Regions from separate parts of the Homo sapiens genome. Here region 2 is linked to region 1. Evidence: chromatin loops called from intact Hi-C (ENCODE). Cell type or tissue: CD4-positive, alpha-beta T cell. All regions are shown on one strand.

Region 1 (2,500 bases):
CAGCAACCACGGTCCAAGGGTGAAGGCAGTGGGAGCAGGGCACCCTCAGACTGATGATTATCCTGCTGCAGGGTCTCTCCCAAGAGACAGGGAAGGCTGTCATGCCAGTGCTGATGAATAAGCATCAGACCAAATGTGACATGTGACACCTATTAAAGAAGGCCCCCGGCCACACGCAGTGGCTCAAACCTGTAATCCCAGCACGTTGGGAGGCCGAGGCAGGCAGATCACTTGAGGTCGGGAGATCGAGACCAGCCTGACCAGCATGGAGAAATCCTGTCTCTACTAAAAATACAAAATTAGCTGCGTGTGGTGGCACATACCTGTAATTTCAGCTACTTGGGAGGCTGAGGCAGAAGAATCGCTTGAACCCGGGAGACAGAGGTTGTAGTGGGCCATGATTGCACCATTGCACTCCAGCCTGGGCAACAAGAGCGAAACTCTCAAAAAATAAAATTAAAAAAATAAAGAAGGCCCTTTACCCAGCGCCACTCACTGAGTGCCACTTGCTTCAGACACAAGAAAGGCAGACACAATTCTGACCCTCCAAACATGTCAGCTCTCACGGCAGCTGGCCCACCTGGCAACAGCCCCAGTCAGTGAAAGAGGGTTCTTTCCTTTTTATTTTTGCAATATCCCATACAAAAGCAATAGAAACGTAACAGTCTTAACAAGAAGTTTACAATTGAATATTTGAACAGAAAATCTGTACACATTATCATTTACAGCAATTTTACATGGTAAATTAACTGATTGTTTTAAAATGTTCTTTCTAAATCGCTCCACTCTGCTGCCCTAACTCTTGGAGTATTCTAAAGAGTCTAACTAGTGCTATTTACAAGTACCAAATTAAGACCATATAACTTACATAAAACTCATTAGTTTAATAGCTCAATTTAACAATGTCTGACTTCAGAATGCTGTTATGACATATTGATAAAAGGCCAAAAATTAAGTTTCCATAAAGATATTAAAGGTGTCTGAGAATACTTTGATGCCTATAAAAGTAGCTGACTCTCAATTGGTCCCATGGATTACATGGTTAAATCCAAAACAGTCCACCTGACAAGCAATAACTGAAGATGCCTGTGGAAAACCAGTTATGTAGACGTGTCAGCTTACCCTGGAGGACAACAGGGATTACGCAATTAAGCTCGCTGGAAGAGAGCTTCAAGTACTTTCTTGGACTTAGCTCCATTTACAATTTAAAACATGCAAAATATACTCACTATACATAAAATTAATGTTTCTTAAGAAAGTAAGGCAAAAATAATTCAGCATGAGCTAATGGACTGCTAACAGAGAAACCACCAGGTACAAGTGCACACACATGCTTGGTGCCTGGCCAGCCTTCCACCTAGTCGGGGAGGAGCTGTTTCTCTTCCTGGCCGCCAGGGGGCAGTTAGCTCATGGCTGAGAAGTCTCTCAAGGGTTCAGTTAAACAAGCTTCCAAATCAAACTCATCCTCCACTTGACTGTCCATGTGTCTCACCTTGGTGGGTGTGCCAGAGTACACATCCTGGAAAACAGAAGCATGGCTCGGTTGACATTCATCTCACCCTGAAAACAGGGGCCCCTTCCTACACCCCACTCCTTATGTGGTAAATCATGTGATGTAATGCACAGCAAGGTGTACACTTCACGTGCAACTGAGACAGATTTTAATAATAACACTGCAAAGAGAAACCACATGTACCATTTACAAGACACTGACGTTTAGATGTGCACACATCCCATTGTGCTGGGATTACAGGAAGGAGTCACTAGTCACTGTGCCTGGCCATGTACATAGTTTATAAGCACAGAAAGAATTGTAAAAGCCTAGACAAAACCACAAATAGTGGCTGTCTCAGGACAGGAGACAGTATTTAAACTGATACATTTAAAAACGGTTTTCTTTTCTCTTGAGACAGAGTCTCACTCTGTCACACAGGGTGGAGGGCAGTGGTACAATTTCGGCTCATTGCCACCTCTGCCTCCCGGGTTCAAGTGATTCTCCTGCCTCAGCCTCCTGAGTAGCTGGGATTACATGCCTGCATGACCACACCCAGCTAGTTTTTGTATTTTTAGTAGAGACTGGGTTTCACTATGTTGGGCAGGCTGGTCTTGAACTCCTGACTTCAGGTGATCTGCCTGCCTCAGCCTCCCAAAGTGCTGGGATCACAGGCGTGAGCCACCACGCGCAGCACATGGTTTTCTTTCTTTTTTTTTTTTTGAGACAGAGTCTTGCTCTGTTGCCCAGGCTGGAGTGCAATGGCGCCATCTCAGCTCACTGCAACCTCCACCTCCTGGGTTCAAGCTATTCTCCCACCTCAGCCTCCTGAGTAGCACGGACTACAGGCACCCACCATCATACCTGGCTATTATTTGTATTTTTGTAGAAACAGGGTTTCACCATGTTGGCCAGGCTAGTCTTGAATTCCTGACTTCAGGTGATCCGCCTGCCTTGGCCTCCCAAGGTGCTGGGATTACAGGCGTGAGCCACCGTGCCCAGTCCAAA
Region 2 (2,500 bases), 120 kb after region 1:
GTCACTTTGCCAGGTGGTCCCAGTTGCGCGGGATGGATGCTGGCAGCAGCACCGAAAGTCACTGGTGGGCTGGGAGCCCCAAGAGCAAGGAATGTTTATGGGAGGGGCCTGGCGGAAGGGAGCAGGGTGCCTGGGGGTGCACTGCCCTGGCTGCTCCCAGCTTGTGGGTTCCTGAGGTGGTGGTGGTGGTGGGGAGGGTCCTTTCTCACTAGCTCTGAGGCAGACCTTCTCTCATCACCCCACTCCTGGCATCCGCCTTCCCAGTCAGCTGGGGAGCTTTCTGGGCATCCCTCTATGGAGCCAAAAGCAAGCAAAGCCCTCATGGGGCCCTGGGGGCTACACAGGCGGTCACTCTCCTCCAGATCAGCTCTCTGCCCTCCCAGGCCGGGCAACCAGTGCCCCCACTGCCTTGGGCTCCATCAGGGTCCCCTACAGTGATAAAGCACCTTTGGGCAGATGAGGTGCTGAGAACCCAGAGATGGAACCAGGCCCTTGCCCAAGTTCATAGCCCTAGCAGGGTGGGAGGACAACATGGTGAGAGCAAGTCTGGGAAGGCTTCCTGGAGGAGGTGTGCCGTCTCTCCTGACTCCCCACCACCCTCTTTGCTGTCCTCCCTTCTGCTATCCTCCCTCTCTTGTCCTCCCGTTTTTCCCATCTCTGCTGTCCCCACCTCTGTCGTCCTCCTCCTGCTCTCCTCCCCCCATCCCCTCTGCTCTCCCTACCTCTGCTGTCCCCTCTGCCGTCCTCCCTCTGCTCTCCTCCCCTCTGCTGGCTCAAGAGCAGGGTTTCCCAACCATGAGCTGCATGAACTCTAGCTTCTAAAATGCTCTGGCTACAAACTCACCTTTCAGGTCAGGGGGTACTGCTGGCCCGTTTCCTGGGCAGGCAAGGGTTTAACTCAACCCCATTCAGGGAAGCACGTGTGGGCGCAGGCCTGGTGGAAGTGGCCTTACAAGGGACTCTGCATCCCTAATGCCCCCACTTGCCCAGAAACCCTATGCTGGGCCCCAGAGGCAGGCCTGGCCATGGGACGCCTGGTGACAGTGGCAGGATGGGGAGGCCCACATGGGCCTGAAGGCTGAGGCCTGCAGGGCAGTGGGGGGACCAGGCCAACAGGCAGGCAGTGCCAGCATCCACACCAAGGCAGGCAGAGCATGGGGCTCGAAGCGCGGGCCGGGAGCGCCCCCTAGCGCTGGCTGGGCAGTGTCCCTGCTACAAACCCAAGGCCCCTCTCCTGTCAGGGCTCTGGTGGACCTCTGGTGGGCACAGTGGGATCCTGAATGGGTGCTGGGGACCAAAGGGCTGGGCCACCGGGAGAACAGTGGCCCATGAAGGTGCTGGTGGGCCAGCCCCCTCCTCCTCAGCGTGCTTCCTTAGCGACCCCAGATGGCAGGGCACAGTCCCTGAAGCTGCCCCACCAGGGGCTCCCTGGCTGCCTCCCCCTGTCCCATAAGGTGAGCCCATGAGAGACCCCAGCTGTCAGCACAACTGAACCTCCGCCATCAGGGTGCCCTCTAGTGGTTGGGTGTGCTCTAGGCTGGCAGGGTCCCCGCCCTTGCTGTCTGCTGATGGCTGAGGGGGACATGTCTCATGGGAGGCCCAGCTTCCAGGACACAACTGGTGGCTCCTGGGGTCACCAAGGGCACCTGGTTTGTTCACAGCTCTTTGGGCTGCTGTCCCCATGAGGGAGCACCTCCCACCCCAGCTGTGGGTCCATCATTTCCTCTGATTAATTAGGGCCTAGGGGTCAAGGGAGGCCCCGAGGGAGGACTCTCAGTGTGAACAAACCAGCAGCCAGGGCCGCAGAGAAGCCTGTGAGGTGCCCACAGGGCCTGGTCCCAGTGTGGGCAGAGCACCTAAGGGATGGCTTCTGTCCACTGAGAAGGGTCGGGAGCCAAGACACCACACTGCTATCCTGGCGCTGGAACCATCCACGCACTCCTGCAGCCAGGCCACGCTGAGGCAGGTAGGCACCCAGAGGTCCGGGCTGGGGGCTGCTCTCCATGGCCCCAGGCCATCACACATCCCTCAGGGCGTCTGGGCCCTGCCTGTGGGCTGGACTGCAGGCTGAAGGCCCTGCCTCATCCAGGACTCCCTAGGGCAGTACTCGGTGCTCTTTCCCCTCAGCGGCCTGAGGAGTCTTTCAGAAGAGCTGGCCCTCCTGGGTGACACCTCGGCGAGGGTCCCAGCCCCTAACCCCAGGACTCCCAAGAAGTCACTGAGGTCCCCAGAGCAGGGAGAGCATGACCAGGTGGCAGGGCCACTGGCCTGGAGAACGTCCCACACTGTTCCATGAGCAGCTCACGCTGTCACAGGACCTGGGGACGTGGGTCTCCTGACCCTGCAGGCCCATCCTGCAGAGCAGGAAGCGTGAAGCCAAGGGCTGAACCCATGGAGGGCGGCCCAGCACTCAAACCCCCAGGGATGGTGAGGCTCCTTCTGGAACTGGCCTCACAGCCACACGCGCCCCAAGGCCCAGCCCCTGCAGCCACGTGGACAG

The links. Peaks named below come from ENCODE experiments on the same cell type or tissue, not always from the same donor. Only the 100,000 strongest peaks of a DNase experiment are listed, where the experiment ranks them.
Region 2: a loop joins it to region 1, with 13 times the contacts of the local background. A loop is called at or near these places in 7 of 110 quality-filtered maps.

Annotation. Positions count from the first base shown.
Region 1 is chr4:1,692,195-1,694,694 of GRCh38, forward strand. SLBP (stem-loop histone mRNA binding protein) reads right to left here. Exons shown (of 8, transcript NM_006527.4): 8 at 537-1,519. The coding sequence ends at 1,403. Among named protein-coding and RNA genes, the nearest start is that of FAM53A, 9.1 kb to the left of the region's middle. In CD4-positive, alpha-beta T cell, CTCF peaks have their summits at 1,390 (motif pointing right) and 1,602; a DNase peak (open chromatin) is centred at 1,397; H3K27ac peaks cover 251 bases.
Region 2 is chr4:1,808,916-1,811,415 of GRCh38, forward strand. No RefSeq gene overlaps it. Among named protein-coding and RNA genes, the nearest start is that of FGFR3, 17 kb to the left of the region's middle. In CD4-positive, alpha-beta T cell, CTCF peaks have their summits at 1,229 (motif pointing left) and 1,493 (motif pointing left); DNase peaks (open chromatin) are centred at 1,186 and 1,506.